Linked DNA regions of Mus musculus: region 1 is linked to region 2. The links are chromatin loops, found by intact Hi-C in ENCODE. Cell type or tissue: left cerebral cortex. All regions are shown on one strand. Links, peaks and the distances in the headings refer to the core of each region. The heading gives the core; the rest is flanking DNA. Region 1 overlaps Nrxn3 (neurexin III). Region 2 overlaps Nrxn3 (neurexin III).

Region 1 (9,198 bases), core at 2,506-7,505, 110 kb after region 2:
GAAAACCAAAACCAAAACCAAAACAAAACAAAAAAGTTTAACAGACCTTCAAAATGTTTTTTTTTCTATTTCTAGGGGAAAAATGATACTTTCTTCTTTGAAGATGTACAGAATTGTTATAAATAAATAAATAAATAAATAAATACATGGCTTAGCATTCTTTGCTTGTTCCCTAACCCACATCTGTTTGCTTTCTTAGGAGTTTTTCATAAAATGTATAAAGTTTATATAAAATTATTCTTAGATGCTTAGCTTTTGTTGGAAAAATCACCCTAAATTTTCATGAACTGAATTTTAAACTATTCTGTGAAATAACTTGCGAAATAATTACACAGTTGGGCATAAGAAAGTGCCAGGTGAGATCACTGATACAACTGACAGGACCCTTCACAGTCCATTTGGAAAGCGAACCTCTCTCTCTCTCTCTCTCTCTCTCTCTCTCTCTCTCTCTCTCTCTCTCTCTCTCTCTCTTACACACACACACACACACACACACACACACACACACACACACACACTCCCACTCACTTTCGATTTAACACCAGAAAAACTAAGTCAGGTCAGTGTGTATACTTGTTTGCACCATACATCCTTGGAACAGTCACTTCATTTTGCAGCATTTTTTTTAATCATAAGACAGGATACATAATTTGAACATGCCAATGTGGATGAAGAAAAACCCATGAGACCTCAAACCTATGCAAAGACCTGAGGAAAGTTGGAAGCAGGAGAGGTATTCTTTCTCACAGAAAAACGCACATTTGATTAGTCCCAAATGGTTGATCCTGAAAATGTACATACAAGAAATATATGAACAGAGAAGGTTATATTTAGGAGTATATATGTATACACACACACACACATACACACACTGACAATTAAAAAATTAAGTCATGAATTTAAAGTTAAGTGGAAAGGGGTGTATGAGAGGACTTGGGGGAGGAAATGGAAAGGAGAAATATAATTATAATCTCACAAATTTTTAAAATAAGGAAAGAGGATGTTTCAACGATTATATCAGATGAAATCATACCAGCAGAAACAAATTGAAAACTGTGGAATATAAACCCATTGGACTTTTCTTATCTATATCATCAATATGCAGTGAAATTTTCATTATTAGTGTCCAGGTTTCAAGTAACCAAGATCCTATTATGATATTTAATAAGGCCAAAAATGGCCTTGTTTAAAAGATAAATGATAAAATGATTAATGTTTGTAAGTCCTTAGCAGTTTTCCTATCCATGTGTTTTCTGGAGTCTCTGTCTATAGACAGCCATGGAACTTATGCGGACACTTTGCATTCAGAGAAATATCCCCCATTTCCCTGTAGTTTGAGATTGTGACCTTATTTTCTCTGCTCTTGGGTGCTTTGCTTGATGCGCCTCTGACAATGTGTTCCCCACTCCCCCTGTGATTTCGGAGTATATACTCCCTTGTTTCATGCGTGATGTTTTGAGTAGTATTTACATTCACTCATGTGGCACAAATTTTGAATATTCCTTATGAGCTTGTACACCGCATACCTGGTAGAACCATCATCCAGAGGCAGAGTTCTCAACCTTCCTAATGTTGTTCATGACCCTTTCATACAGTTCCTTCTGTTCTGATGACCCAACTATAAAATTATTCTCATTGCTACTTCATAACTCTAAGCTTGCTACTCTTATGGATGGCCATCTAAACACGTTTTGGAGATAGAGGTTTGCCAAAGGCGTTGTGCCTCACAAGTTATGAAGAGCTGGTATAGAGCATCACTGGCATCCAGGACTTAACTAGACAGATGTAAGTTAAATATTCTCCTTATATGACAACTATAGGGGGCTGAAAATGCATCATATTGACCTATATGATGTAGACATATCTATTCATTGTCCATGAGATATGTGATCATTAGGTCTTGAATGAGACCTTCTTTGGATAACTGCCTTTATGTTTGCATTGCAATCCCAGACATCCAGTTGATCCCTAAGCATAGTGAAAGTGACTCTATAAGAAACAAAAGAAGTGAAGACAAAGACCAATGGAGAAACTCTTGTGAAGGCAAAGGTGGGAACTGAATTAGGGCAGCTATAACAGAGGATCAAATAATCTAGGTATAAGATATCCCTGCAAAAACGTTCTCTCCAATATCCTTTGTGTTTAATTTTTAATTGAAAATTTGAACATTTTTTGCCAACTTCTCATACAGCAATGTTATCAAAATAAGAACAGTATATCCCCCCTCTCAGTCTACTATGCACTACAACATAACTAAAATCTCAAATAGAAATAAGGACTGCACTTGCATAGCCTCTGCTTCCTTTATTAGACTGTCAATGCTGAGCAAGTTGACACAAACTAAGTACGAACACAAGTTTAACATATTAACACCTGGTAGAAGGGAAGAGTGTGCTTGATTGATCCCAATGATAGCATTAACTTGAGAAAACCAAGAAATTCAGAGCAGTGAAATCTAGTTTTGCAGGTTGATGACAAAATTGCCTCTAGACACCTATAAATTTGGTTTCCTAGTGGTTTCCTAGGAGGGAGTATTTTCATATAAAGTAGGTGTAGGTTTTGGAATTATCTGTGGAATGTGCATGGTGACAATCTATAATCACAGCATTGTAGACACTGATACAATGCTGTCCTTATCCCCTCCAGTTCCCAAAATAGCATGAAGTGCCAATGTCAGTGAGTGGCACCGGTCATTTTCCAGCACTTAAATCCCTTAGTTTTGTCTAGCTTAGTTGATGGCAATTTAAGATGACAAATGAGTAAAATGAGAGTCCTGGCTTCAGATTAGACAGACCAGTAGCAGTTTCCTGGGAGGATACCCCTGTCTGACTAATGCTGATTAACCCTGACAATGGTATCTTAGACTGTGTGCCAGCTAAACTCCCAGTCTTCATAATATCAGGAGGCTAGTAATTTTCATTCATATTTTTTTACCTGAGGCTTCGAGATGTTAGGGTTCCAGACAGTTCTGTAGATGTGTCAGAGTTGAGATTTGAACCCCTGAAGGATGCTCCTAACATCTCTGTTCTCATATGAGATGGGAAGGAATGCTGTGTTAAAGTCTGAGTGCCTAAAGCACAAATAATATCTACAGTGATGTTGGGACGCTGACTGTAAAGCCACAGAACAGGAAATGAAATTCCCATGCTTCCTCTTGTTGGAGCAAAGGCGATATATAGCTTGAGTTAACTGAATATTAAGGCAGGATGAGAGTTTCCTATACTCACCATAAATGAACACAGATGGACCCTCTTCAAAGAGAGATTCCTCCTACTGAATTTTAATAGTGTTCTCCTGCAGAACACATTTGCAAAATGGATCATAACATATTCATATTTTTCTCTAGCCTGCCAAGTATGAAATGATTAAGAAACCTGCTTGCACTTTAAATATTGTTAGCATATCTGTGTGTATTTCAAGTGTATCTGTGATAAATATTTGTTAATTGAATATATACACACAAACATACATGATGCAATATATGCTTACATATATCAAGTTTAACAAATATTTGTTGAATTATGATGAATATAAATATGGAGTTGTAGAAATTCAAAGATAAAATTATTTCCAGCTCTCAAGGAGCTTTACAAGAAGAGATGAGACATTTCTGTTTCAGTTGTGAGTGGTCCACAATATTTTGGTAGTGTTCCATCAAGGATGGCATCTGTCCCATGGGTTACTGGCATCACTTGTACAGCATTATAAATTCAGCTTCATCGGCAGGGTCATACATAGTTCAGCTATATCAGAAATGCCATGGAAAGAGCCTCACTGATCCCTGAGGTCTTCTTGTTTGTTTGTTCAATGCCAAGAATTAAACTCAGGCTTTATACATTCTAGGTAGCCACTCTAGGCATCAACTACACACTCAGTTGGCTTGTCTCGGTAGTCTCTTAAGGGGATTCTGGAGCAAGCATGTTAATGCTGTTGGACTCACTGGGCTATACAAAAATGTAAATGCAAAAGATGGTCTCATAGTTGACAAGCTACAAAGAAGGAAGCATCATTTCTAGTAGTCATGGATATCAGGTAGATTTTTAGTGAGCAGAATGATTGGAAAGAGAAAAGTAAGGCGAAGAGACAAGAGAAGCCAAACTTCGTTTGCCTGGTTTTCAGGGCAGGATTTGGCTGTAAGGCTAGATAGAGGTCAGGTAGTAGAAGACCTTACATGACAGGCTGTGGAACTTAGTTCTCTGAAAGTAGAATGAGGAGCATAAATGTTTTGTGACCACAGGAGACACTCAATCAAAGCAATCTTACAATTGTTATTTTATTTATTCAGTGAATGTGTTTCTTTTGTGTGTGTATGTATGAGTATGTGTGTGGTATGTGTGAATTTGTATGTGTGTGTGTGTGTGTGTGTGTGTGTGTGTGTGTGTGTGTAGGTTTTGTACTATTATACCAGAAGAGCACATTGAATGCTAAATCACTCTCTGCCTTCTGCTATTGAGAAAGGATCTCTCACTGAACCCGGACCTATGATGGTAGCTATCAAGTCCCAGATCTTCTCTTGTCTCCTCCCCTGGTAGCACTGTGATTGTAAGCAGGTATGCCTGGCTTCTCACATGGGTGGTGAGGATTTAAACTCGCATCCTCATTTTTGTGCAGAATGTATTCTTACTCATGGAACCATCTTTCTAGCCCATGTGTCCAATGAATGTGTTTTTATCCCATTTTCAAGAACACAATTCAGTTCTACAAGTTATTTTTATGTGGTGGGCAAAGCCATCATGTCACTAGTCTTTCTTATGCAGCATGAAAATAATATCAGCAACCCAACAGTACTCATTGTGTCTCTTCCTCTTTTCTTCCCTTCCCTCCCTCCTCCTCCATGCCTTTTTCTCCCTTCTTCCCTTTTCCCTCCCCCCCTCCTTTCTGTGTTTGTGTGTACATGTTGTTTGCTAATTTGGAGCCACACAGCTGTTTTTGAATTCAGCTGGGCTTCAGTAAGCCACATAAAAACAAAGAAAAATGTCTCTGGTGCTGCTTTGTTCCTGGCAATCAGGATGACTCTGCTCTGAAGTGGGGCAGGTGGCCTCTACCAATGCTAATTCCAGCATCTCAACCAGTTGGGCATCATAAGTGTTTGTTGGAAGGGAAATAAATCTGTCCATAGCCCTGATTGCTTCTTTTTGTCCAGCATTGTGGGCACCTGGCTGGCCACCCACCTTCCTTTTCTTCCCTCCTCACTTGCGTCATCTTTCCCTTTTCCTGGGTCAGTGTATTTCAGTCCCTCTGTACCCTAGATGAGCTCATTCATTCCCAGCCTTTCTCCTAGCAGTTCTCAGCTTGCTTTCTTTTGTTGGGATAATTAATCCTCTGCTTTGCGAGAGCAGGTGGATGATTGGTTTGTTGCTTTAAAAAAAAATCCTTCCCTTTCTTTTATTGTATCAATCATTAGTCAAGCCACAGTTCAGTCTATTCTCTCTGTGTTGACTAATCTCCTTGAATATCTGTCCTGGTGGTACTGGGGAGTCCAGGCTGGGTCCTTTATTGAGTAAGAAAGGTGAAAACCCACCCATCAAGTTGATGTGATTCATAATGTTTAGTGGTACAAGGATTGAGTCATGAAGACCAGAGACTGGCCATTAGTTCATGAACCCCAACTAAACAAGCATATCTGTCCCCTTCACAGCCTGTTGGAATTGTAGAGATTTTAAAGACATTAATCTTCTTGTGTGCATCTCTTCTAATATCCCAGAATCTTCACTACAATTTTTTTTTAATCTCAATTTCAAATTTTTGGAAAGTGTAAGTTCGTTTTGTCAAGGACTTTCAGTTTATTTAAATAATTGCTATGCTAGATTTCTTTTCTACACTTTGAGGAACCTTTTAGAGAGTAGCTGATTGTCTAATAATCCATTTGTAATGGATATGAAATTTTATCAAATATTCATTTAAAATCAATTTGAGACAGAATCTCATGTGCTTAGGCTAGCCTTGAGTATCCTGTACACTGGAGAATGATCTTGGAATTGTGACCCTTCTGTCTCCACCTCCTTGGTGCTATGACTACAGTCATGAGCTTTTATGCTGTTTATGTGGTACTGAGGGTGGAGCTCAGGGCTTTGCTCTGACAGTCAAATACTCTGCTAGTTGAACCATATCCCAAGTCCTATCCAAGCTTCTAACAGTGCACTTGATATCCACTCTTAATTATAAAACTCTTTTTATTTTTGCACAATAAGCTAGTTTCTTTGACTCAGTGATATCATATCAATAATAACGGCAAAAGTAATAGTAATGAGTACACTAAATATGTTTCTTAAATATAAGAGCATTTTATAATTTCAGTGATTCATATTTTTCTGATATTCAGTTCAACATCTCTGCCCAAGAATTTATAGAAGGTGTTGTGAAGTTAATAAAGGTGAATATATGAATAGTTACTACCAGAGGATGATTGAATATTGAGTGAAAATAGACAGTCTCTCTCTCTCTCTCTCTCTCTCTCTCTCTCTCTCTCTCTCTCTGTGTGTGTGTGTGTGTGTGTGTGTGTGTGTCTCCTGTCTCTGTTTCTTTTGTCTGTCTCTCTGTCTCTGTCTGTCTCTCTCTTTTTCTTTGTGTGTGTGTGTCCACATGCACACTCACATGTGAGTTTGTGTATATGTAATAAGAGCTTTTTCAGAGGTTCAAAATGTGAAGTGTATAATATTATAGGAAAGAGAAGACCTCAGTTACAGATGTTAAAAAATACAGAAGTCATCCAGAAGAAATAGGACAAATTGAGTGGATATTGATTGAAAGAAAAAACACACACTCTCTGAAGAATAAAAGACTAAGACCATGAGAAGTGGCTAGGCACAGCTTGGATGGCTTGGTGACATAGACTTTAACTAGTGGATAACTGTTTGTCTTAGGGTTTCTATTGCTGTGATGAAACACCATGACCAAAAGCAATTTGGGGAGGAAAGGTTTTATTTCATCTTATAGTTTTTACTACATCACTGAGGTGCTAACTAAAAACTGGAAGTTTAAGCCAGGAACTAAACAGGAGGATGCTGCTTACTGGCTTGCTGCCCTTGGCTTGCTCAGTCTGCTTTGTTATACCATCCAGACCCCTGTGCCCAGGGGTGATACTCAGACTGAGCTAGGTGCCCCACATCAATGTTCTCAAGAAAATGTCCCACTGACCTGCCTGTCGGCCAATCTTATAAAAGCATTTTCTCATCTGGAAATCCTTCTTCACAAATGATTCCAGCTTGTGTCAAGTTGGTGTTGGCATAAAATGAACCAGCATACTGTTTATGATCTTGGACAAAGGTCAACCTATGTCTTGTGGTCAAATCCATTACTCCATCTGACTTTATAAATAAAGTTTTATTTAAACACAGTTATACCTATTTGCACACACACACACACACACACACACACACACACACAGAGAGAGAGAGAGAGAGAGAGAGAGAGAGAGAGAGAGAGAGAGAGAGAGAGAGAATGCCTATGGCTTTGTTTACATTCCAATAGCTAAAATGCATAACTGCAAAAGAAAGTATAAGGCTCATATGTTGGAAATGTTTGCCACATGGTCCTTGAGTTTGTTAACCTTTGGATCCATTTTCACAAATTACAACATTTTTTTTATGCTGGAGGCATCCCTCAGAATAATAATGAGCAATCACTAGAAACATAGATGTTTCTAGAAAATTATCCCTCACAAGCCTCAAATATGTGAATACGCATGTGTGCATGCATTTCTTTTAAGGTACCATGGTAACAGTGGTAAATATAGCTTGTATTTTGATAAAATATCTGTGTCTAATTCCAGAGCAATGTCCTGTTTGGACCCTTCTGGTATTTATGGAAGAAAGGTGACCATGAGAACTAATTCATGGGACATTAACAGTCATCCCCTGAGAAAGGTTACTTTGGAGAAATGTTAGCTAAAATACCCAGTGACAGGGAATGGCAAACTCCTTGTGAACTTTGGTCACATTTGTCACACAACCAAGGCACTCCCCAACCTAATTGTTCCTGCTTCACCCAGGGTCAAGCATTTCATAGTCATCACACACAATGCATAGGGGCTTCCTTTTGTGTATTTGTTAACGATTCACTGGTTGAAGTGGGATGCACAGTAGGTGATTTAATTAGTCAAGGGTTATTTCAAATATAGAAAGTACTTAATTTTATTTCTTCATCAAAAAGGTCCTTGGCTTTCAATGAATGGCATGTAGCTCTTTGGTTTACACTTGGTGATTAATTATTTTCTTCACAGTTAACTCACTTGAAAATCTTGGCATTTGTTTTGTATGTATGTTTATGTGTGTGTTATGCATGCATGTATATATGTATGTATGTGTAAGTTCTATCTGTGCAGGATCTTAACTATATAATCCAAGATGTCCATGAACTTGCAATCTATATATTTGCATCAAACTCCATATCATATAACTATGTCAGTTATCACTGTCTAACATAGTAAACCTTTCTTTCTTTAGCATTATGACCCAGGTTTAGCAATCATAGTCATCCTTAAGGTGGAAGAATGTAGAAAATAAGACCCAACTGTTTCTTATCCCTTCTCACCACACTTCCCTCCTTTTCCTGTCTTCTTTTTAATAAACCTGATAGTGATACTCATAATAAATGTGTAATTTCTTAACAGAGCCAGCATGGTGGAATAAAAAGCAGGTGCCATATTTAAATAGACTGAAGTTCAATTTCTAGAAGGCTTCTAAACTATTAGATGTCTCCCAATCAATACTGAAAACTTTCGATTGAGATGATATAGTTTTGATATATGTATACATGAGTATATGCGTTTGTGTATGTGTGTGTGTGTGTGTGTGTGTGTGTGTGTGTGTGTGTGTGTGCATGCATGCACACTGAAAGCTCTAGTCTTTATTTTGTACAATGCCCTTGATTTGAAATGTCTGATTAAACCCACAGAACCCGTAACTCCATCAATGACAACTACTTGGCAGTAGTTTCTCCCATATTATTCTCAAGGAGCAAGAGAAGGAAGGGTACAGGAAGTGTTTGCATGAAGCAGACATGCACAAATGGCTTCTAGCATGCTATGAAAAACAGAGATGAGTTCTTTTTCCCTGTGCCATGGAGAGAGAGAGAGAGAGAGAGAGAGAGAGAGAGAGAGAGAGAGAGAGAGTGTGTGTGTGTGTGTGTGTGTGTGTGTGCTAAGAGAGAAAAATAAAAGTATGGATATTTTACAGATTTAGATCTTTGTTCTTTTCA
Region 2 (9,198 bases), core at 1,734-6,733:
GTTGGCCAAGGGGGCCGATGTATCAAGTCCCCGCAATGTAACGTAGAAAGTAATATTCATTCTAACAACATTCTGCGTTGCAAAGCTTTCCATTTGAGGGACAGTTTATTAACCTGGTGACTCTCAATTCTGCTGTTCATAAATAGAGAGTTGTGAAGGTTCCCCACAGTAATTCTGTTTTGCTTCCAGCTACATTCACTAAATGGTAGATAATGTATTTTGTGTGCTGTGTGGGTTGTCTATGATGTCTGGTCTGGTCAAAAAACTTTTGTGTTTCTATTTTATAGCTAACTGTTAGAGATTGAAAATAGCATATGTGTATAGCATAGTAAGTATGTGTGTATGACCCAATCTTTAGGTGTATTTTGTGTAGACCCACTGAATCCATCTGTTGTGGAATATAATTGATTTTATGCAAATCTTAAATAATATCATTTTGGAAGTTGCATCTCCAAGGCTGTTGAGTATGATCTCTACCGTCATTGTAAAGGTAATAGAAAATGGGAGAAGCCAAGTGTACAATACCTCCATTGTGAAAAGAAAAAATTCACAATATTGCGGTTTACCATAGACTTCCTCAGAGGTGAAATAAAAGATTTGAATACAGGTAGTGTGTGTGAGTGCATGAGTGTGTATGTGTGTGTGTGTATTCAAGTGTAGATCCACATGTGTGAAAATGAGTGTATGTGTAGATGCACATGTGCCCAAGTGTGTGTGTGTGTGTGTGTGTGTGTGTGTGTATGTGTAGTTTTGTGTAGAGGCTGGAGAACAATCTTGAATGACATTGCTCAGATGCTTTGCAGCTTGTTATTAAGATTTATTTCATTCTTGTTTACATGTGTATGTCTATAGGAGCTTGATACTCTGGAGTTAGCATCCTAGGTAGCTGTGAGCCACAACCAGACTTGGCTATTGGAAACCAAACTCAGGTCTTTTGCAGGAACAACATGAAGCCTCAAACCCTGAACTATCTAGTCCCTAACCTTGCTTTTTGACCAGAACTTCTCATTGGCTTGGAATTTAACAAATAGGCCAGACTGGCTGGATAGTGAGCCCCAGGATGCACCTATCCCTGCTTCCTCGGTGTTAGGATTACACGGGCATGTTACCATGCCTTGGTTATGCTTGTATGCATAGGCAATCTCTCTCTCTCTCTCTTTCTCTCTCTCTCTCTCTCATATATAAGAGATGGATGGATGCATCATGGATGCTGATGTTTGGGCTTTGGCCCTCATGCTGGCATGACCAGCACATGACTAACTGAGCTATCTCCCCAGCCTGAATGCAGGTAAATTTTAAGTTTCCTCCCAACTCCAAAATTCAACGCAATTTAGAGGAAGCAATTGGAGGACTTTTGTGCTGTATTGTTTTCCTGATAAAATTACATGAGATTGGTCCATTGAATATACTATGCTCATAGCTGATATAAATCATATTTACCATCAAAGATAAGAGTAAATGATGTAACTCTAGGGTTAGAGAGTTCACCCTCTGTCATTATTGTGAAAGTAGAACCATTGTATAAAGGATTTGACCACAGAAGAAGGCAGAATATCCACCTGATTTCTCCATTTAATCAAAACAGACTTCTTAATGAGGAAGAAGACAAGAAATCACAAAAATTGACCTTTTCATCTTACAGGACACTTCACAATTTGCAAAACTCTTCCAACATATTTTCTTATTTGATTTTTGAACATTCTTCAGGATTATGCAAAAGAGAGGTCAGGGAAATGTGACTTTCCTGTAGAACTGGGGATGCATCAGGGGCCTCTTGGCATATAGGGGTCCCCCCCCAGGACTCCATTCTACATCCAGCATGGATGTATTGTATATGAAAGAAATAGGTCTTTCTGTAGGCACCTAAAATTAAAATATATGCATGCATGCATTAACATACAACTGTATTGAGTTAACCATTAATACCCAAATGCTGTTTGGATATTTTCATATTCATATTTCAGGGTCATACTGTAACTCAGAATCCATTCTCCACTCTTCAACCTGCTTTACTCAACTTTGTACTGTGGAAGGTTCCCCCAGAATAAATTTTATTAACATCTGTTCTTACTTTCTTTATTCCATTTGAGTAGGACCATAGGGAAGCATTTACTCTTGAGTAAAGAGAAGGAAGGATAGGAATGAAGGGTGGTTCTCTCCCTGAGGAAAGGTGGGAATGGTTTGCTTCTTAAGACTGGGGCATCATTCTTATAAGAAGCTCACTCTCCGTCCTTCACACTCTTTCTCCTTGTTGTTTCCTCTAGGTTCTAGTAAGCAACATTTTCCTTTTCATATCACACCTAGAAGTAGTAAAGATATTCTTGAATAATGTGTGTGTGTGTGTGTGTGTGTGTGTGCGCGTGCCTCTGTGTGTCTGTGTATCATGGAAGATTATTCCCTACCTATGCTTTGATGATATTATCTTAATACAACCTTCATTAAACCTTCATTAAATGTCAAATTAGAGAGAGCCAACTGCTTTCTTTAGCATTTTGACAGACTTGGTGCTATTATTATACATTATGAGTAAGAACACTTAGGCCCAAAAGGATTCCACAGTTAAGTAACTTACCAAGTCATGATTCTACCTATATCTTCTAAGCTCACAGAGGCCACACTCCAAACCTTGGTCTGCAGGTTCACGTTGGTGATGCCTACTTTGCGGCATGAAGTTGAACTCTTGAACTGTCTCAGCCAGGGAAGTTCCTGAAACATGGGATTGTCATTTATAAAGGTCATGTTTTGAGATTTCATAACACTCTTACAAACAAAAACAAGAGCATCTGTAAGAAAATTGAATAACATTGCTTCTGCTCTCTCATCTCATAAATCTGTCTTTCCTGCACCAGCTGAGTTAGCATAATAAAGACAATTCAGATCATGTCACCAGCTGTCTAAAAAGATCCTGTATGTGAATTAATATAAAAAACACCCCTGCTGTGTTTATAAGGCTTTATATAATAGACCTTCTGTATGTCCTCTAATGTTACCTCTCACCACAGCAATCCATTTGTTGTAGCTCGGTGCTTCTCAGTTTGAGTGATTTTCCCCACAAAACACACTTGGCAGCATCTGCAGACAATTTTGGTCATTGGGACAACAGAAGGTGCTATGGGCATCTCATAAGCAGAAGCCATGGATATTGGTAACCATTCTACAATGCTCACACAATCTACCCAACAATCACTCTGTTCATAACAGCAAGCATCTTGCTGTTGAGAATCCCCCTTTGTAGTCTACTGTGTTTTCTTAACATATCCCTTAAGTTGGTAGAAAGGTGTTTACCATACTCTGCACCAAGCACTGAGGTCAATATGTTCACTTGCATGACCCTGCCCTCTCTGGGCCTGTTGATACAGGATCCCCTCAGCTGGTAAACATTCCCACTGTCTGCTCTGTGAATTATTCCTTTTCATCACTGAAACACAGGTTACATAGTCTGACATCACTAGACAAATGACAAGGTGAATGTGCTGAATTCCCACCATCTGTTGTCCAGCTCTCAAGCTTAGCTAATTACCACCAAATTATGCATGCATGCATGCTGCTGGAACCTTAGGGTTATCATGCTAAGTTGGTCATTGATGTGGCTCAAAAGCATATTGTTGGGCAGGGTTGTTGGTTGCTTTCTGTTGCATTTTGGTACCATGAAAGATAGTCCTTGGGGAGTACATTTAGGTCAGTTCCAGATCAGGAGCCTCTTCTGGGTCCTGTTTCTGAAATGCATGATATCTTTAGCAATGTGACTTCTCTTCCACTCTGGAGCTAACCAAGGTCAGCAGCAATCCCTGTGTGATTTGAGAGTTTCTTGGTCATCCCTTATCAATGACTCAAAAGAAGGCTCATCAAAGAAACTTCTCTTGCAACAGATGGAGATCACTACAGAAAACTACAAACAATGCAGAGTTGTGGAGCTCAATCCCAACATATCAAAACAAAACAAAAGAAAACAAAAAAACAAAAGAAAACATTCTCACACTTAAGGCTCAAGGAGCATTGCTTAAGAAGTACCCAAGGAGCTGAAGCCCCATGGGAGGAACATCAATACGAACTAACCAGTACCCCCAGAGCTCCTTGGAACTAAACCACCAATTAAAGAAAACACATGGTGGAACTTGTGGTTCTAGCTATATATGTAGCAGAGGATGGCCTAGTCGGTCATCAATGGGAGGAGAGGCCGTAGGTCCTGTGAAGGTTCTATGCCCCAGTATAGAGGAATGCCAGGACTGGGAATGGGTGTAGGTGAGTTAAGGAGCACGGGGGTGGGTAGGGGATTTTTGGAGGGGAAACTAGGAAAGGGGATAACATTTGAAATGTAAATAAAGAAAATATCTAATAAAAAATAAACTTAAAAAAAAAAGAACGGAAGGAAAGATTGTAAGAGCCAGAGGGTCATGGAGTTTCCTGTGAGATTGTGTCTCTTACTAGTATCAGAATTACTAGATCAGAGTGTTCTATTGTAGGAGTGTAAATACAGAATTGACACTCATAATGTCTCACCAGTGTGACTTCCCAAACCTGAGCTGAACATACATACCTTGTCCACCAGAGGGAGGACACTGTTCCACATCCACTTTGTTGAGTTCCCAGATCTGTTGGCCACTGTTGGGTCTGTTCAAATTGGGGATTTGTTCTGCTCCTGCTGTTGCAAAATGCAGATTTAGAAGCTGGCAGGCATTTCTGCATAGATTTGCACATTGTTTAAGATCAGCCCAGTTTTGATGGAGAGTAATCTGTGTATGTTGGAATATTTTTCAAGAACGCAAAAATACTCTTAGGAAGTTTGTGAAGCCATGACCGGGAGAGGTGTGGGGAGGGACATCTTCAAGGGACTAAACAAGAAGGTGGAAGATGTAACTGGTTGTTTAGTGGCTTTTTTTGCTTACACGGTTACCATGAGAGCATCTTGTTTTGCATGGAAAATGGCAGACAGCCTGGTGCTAGGAAAAGAAGTAGTTTTACATGCTAAATGAAAAATGAGAACAGAAAGTCTACATCATGAATAAACACAGCATAGTGCTCACAATACTGTGTTGTCCACATGGTAGCAATATCACATAATTGTTTAGTCTCTTTTTCTTACCACTGCCTGCCTGTTCTTCAAGACTATATGAGGTACAATGGAGCCATCCCCTAATGTGTGTGTATAGGCAAGAACCTCCAAACTGTTCATTTAACCCATTTTCTCTAAAATCTCCAATTTGTAATAGAATTTCACAGCAGATGTGATTATATTTTAATTGAAAATAAAATCAAATTTTAAAAGCAAACTTTGTCATATCTAAAACACCTATAACAGTATGGCTGAAATGGTTACAACTATAATTTTTAAAATTATTCCTGGAGTCATGGGAGTCTCTGTGCACTAATTTGATTAAAGAAAATAAGACTGAGAAGATGGAAGGGCAGAAAATTCCTCCTTCAAATGAAGGATCATTTTAAACAACTCATGTTTAATTCCAAGCAAGGAAAGGACAAAACCCATTACCATACATTTGGAAAAGTGGGATGCTGCCAGATGATTCTGATGCAACAAAAAAAGGACTGGCCAAGCAGGATGAAGCTGGGACAGGTTCGTCTTTGCTCACAGTAGACTTTATGGTTGATAAACATGCTAAGGCTTGTCCCTGTGATGGCTGTATAGAGGAACAAAAGCAAACTTATATATCAATCTACTGTTTGTTCTATCTTTAACTGAAGATTTGTGGAAATGGCTCTACAAGAGAAATATATAACAAATTATGCAGGCATGGGACTTTGAATCAAGAGAAATTACCAGCATTTTACAATCCTAAGGTATTCCTTGTATAGACTTAGGTGGTCATACAGCATATTCCTGTCTGAAACTGGAGGTTACATGAAGCTTTGACTGAACTCTTTTTTTTTCTTTTCTTTTTTAAAATTAGATATTTTCTTTATTTGCATTTCAAATGTTTTCCCCTTTCCTAGTTTCCCCTCCAAAAATCCCCTATTCTCTCCCCCTACTCCCCAACCCACCCACTCCCATTCCTGGCCCTGACATTCCCCTATACTGGGGCATAGAGCCTTCACAGGACCTAGGGCCCCTCCTCCCATTGATGAAGCACTAGGCCATCCTCTGCTACATATGCAGCTAGAGCCACCAGTCCCACCATGTGTTTTCTTTGATCGGTGGTTTAGTTCCAAGGAGCTCTGGGGGTACTGGCTAGTTCATATTGATGTTCCTCCCATGGGGCTTTCTTCCTCTTACTGCTTCCTCCATTCTGCCATCTCTCAAACTACATCAAAAACAAAGCAAAACAAAAATCAAGCACAAAGCTTAGTATACTATCCACTGAGCTATAGAAGACATGAGGAATCCACAAGTCACCAAAAGCTGTCTTAGGAAAAATAGAAACTCTGGACAGAGCCTCTTGAGAATAATCAAGAAAAATGCTGAGGACATGACAAAATAATGAAGAATATAAAACAAAGTAAAGTAGCTTAGTAGTGCAAATGATTTCACCTACCCAAACGCAAATAAACAGAAAAGCCTCACAAAACCATCTTCTCTAACATATTCATAGACTAGAAAGCCTTACGAAAATTGAATCGTGGCACAGTGATTCACAGCTAACGTTCTAAACACTGAATTTGAGCAAAAGAAAAAACAGAGGTTGTAGGCTGAAGGCAGCCGTGAGTGAAAACAGCATGCCCACATAACTAACTTGAAATGATTCACAACAAAGTCAGGCAAAGAAAGTCTGGTTAATAAAGTGTTGTCAGAGAGTAAGTGCTAGAGCCACCACAGTGAAGACTAGAAGAAAGCAGCATGAGAGATGAATAACATCATAGAGAAACTAAGAGGCCTCGAATACAGAAGGATAATTCCACCTTAAAGTAGGGAAAAAAGACTCAGAAGGTAAAGACCCTTACTGTGTAAGCTCGGCAATCGAAGTCTAATTTCTGCTATATGCATAAAGGTGGAAGGAGAAAAGCAGTTCCACAAAGTTTTCTTTTGTCTTCCTCAACTGTGCTTTGGCACACATGCAACCACCCATAAAGATACACAATAAATACATAAATACATACATACATACATACATACATACATACATACATACAAATAAATATACATACACACATACCAGCACTCAAGAAGATCAGGCAAAAGGATTGCTGTACATTTCGAGCCAGTGTGAGCTCCATAGTGAGTTTGGAACTAGTTTAGTCTACACACTAAGACTTTGTTTGAGTGAGAAGTTAGAGAGTCTAGGAAGAACATTTTAACAAAGAAACTGTCTGAAAGTATCAATTGGAAAATATTTATTTTTCAGCATAAGAACTAACTGTTTAGTTGGGGACTTAGCTCAGTGGTAGAATGCTTACCTAGCATACTTAATAAAGTGAGTTTAATCCTCAGTACTAAATTTAAAAACAACAACAACAAAAACCCTGAACTGTAGGTCAAAATGACATTTTGTATAGTATGCTTATCTGAGATACTTACTGACTTTGCTATTGCATTCAGATAATATATGTTAGGGAAATAGAAATAATTAAAATAATACTAATGCTGAAATTATATAACCCCAAGTATAATAAATTAATGATTGTTAAGTTCTTTCTGCAATAAATATGGAAATTAATTATTAAAAAATAATGGAAAATCATAATATAACCCAGAAGAGAAATGCCTAAGCAGATATTCACATTCTTGAGCAAGTTTAGTTGATGAGTACTTGTAAGTTCCACTTTTTTTTTAAAGAAAAGTTTAATAAAAAGATGTAAAGTATATATTGGATATTAGTCCCCTATCAGATTTAGGATTGGTAAAAATTCTTTCCCAATCTGTTGGTGGCCTTTTTTTTTTTCTTATTGACAGTATCTTTTGCCCTACAGAAGCTTTGCAATTTTATGAGGTCCCATTTGTGGATTCTTGATCTTACAGCACAGGCCATTGCTGTTCTGTTTAGTAATTTTTCCCCTGTGCCCATATCTTCGAGGCTTTGACCCACTTTCTCCTCTATAAGTTTCAGTGTCTCTGGTTTTATGTGGAGTCCTTTGATCCACTTAGAGTTGAGCTTTGTACAAGGAGATAAGAATGGATCAATTCAAATTATTCTACATGATAACTGCCAGTTGTGCCAGCACCATTTGTTGAAAATGCCGTCTTTTTTTCCACTAGATGGTTTTTAGCTCCCTTGTCAAAGATCAAGTGACCATAGGTTTGTGGGTTCATTTCTGGGTCTTCAATTCTATTCCATTGATCTACATGTCTGTTGCTGTACCAGTACTATGCAGTTTTTAATCACAACTGCTCTGTAGTACAGCTTGAGGTCAGGCATGGTGATTCTCCCAGAGGTTCTTTTATTGTTGAGAATAGTTTTTGATATCCTAGGTTTTTTGTTATTCCAGATGAATTTGCAAATTGCCCTTTCTAACTCAGTGAAGAGTTGGAATTTTAATGGGGATTGCATTGATTCTGTAGATTGCTTTCGGGAGGATAGCCATTTTTACTATATTAATCCTGCCAATCCATGAGCATGGGAGATCTTTTCATCTTCTGAGATCTTCTTCAATTTCTTTCTTCAGAGATTTGAAGTTCTTGTCATACAGATATTTCACTTCCTTAGTTAGAGTCACACCAAGGTATTTTATATTGTGACAATTGTGAAGGGTGTTGTTTCCCTAATTTCTTTCTCATCCTGTTTATCCTTTGTGTAGAGAAAGGCCACTGATTTGTTTGAGTTAATTTTATATCCAGCTACTGCACTGAAGCTGTTTATCAGGTTTAGGAGTTCTCCTGTGGAATTTTTGGGGTCACTTATATATACTATCATATCATCTGCAAATAATGATATTTTGACTTCTTACTTTTCAATTTTTATCCCCTTGATCTCCTTTTGTTGTCGAATTGCTCTGGCTAGGACTTCAAGTACTATATTGAACAGGTATGGAGAAAGTGGGCAGTCTTGTCTAGTCCCTGATTTTAGTGGATTGCTTCCAGCTTCTCTCCATTTACTTTGATGTTGGCTACTGGTTTGCTGTATATTGCTTTTATTATATACAAAGAGCTCAAGAAGCTGAACTCCAGAAATTCAAGTAGCCCCACTGAAAAATGAGATACAGAGCTAAACAAAGAATTCTCACCTGAGGAATACCAAAGGGCTGAGAAGCACTTGAAAAAATGTTCAACATCCTTAATCATCAGGGAAACGCAAATCAAAACAATCCTGA

What was found. Hi-C counts contacts between places; a loop is a spot of excess contacts. Peaks named below come from ENCODE experiments on the same cell type or tissue, not always from the same donor. Only the 100,000 strongest peaks of a DNase experiment are listed, where the experiment ranks them.
Region 1: it touches region 2 in a loop (3-fold over the local background); 4 of 42 quality-filtered maps call a loop at or near these places.

Annotation. Positions count from the first base shown.
Region 1 is chr12:89,437,378-89,446,575 of GRCm38, forward strand. All of the region lies in intron 9 of Nrxn3 (neurexin III), which reads left to right. Among named protein-coding and RNA genes, the nearest start is that of Gm40537, 470 kb to the left of the region's middle. In left cerebral cortex, for the core only: no CTCF peak of the experiment used is centred there; a DNase peak (open chromatin) is centred at 5,138; H3K27ac peaks cover 341 bases.
Region 2 is chr12:89,327,066-89,336,263 of GRCm38, forward strand. The region is part of intron 7 of Nrxn3 (neurexin III); the gene reads left to right. Among named protein-coding and RNA genes, the nearest start is that of Gm40537, 360 kb to the left of the region's middle. In left cerebral cortex, for the core only: a CTCF peak has its summit at 4,542 (motif pointing right); DNase peaks (open chromatin) are centred at 4,656 and 6,631; H3K27ac peaks cover 2,297 bases.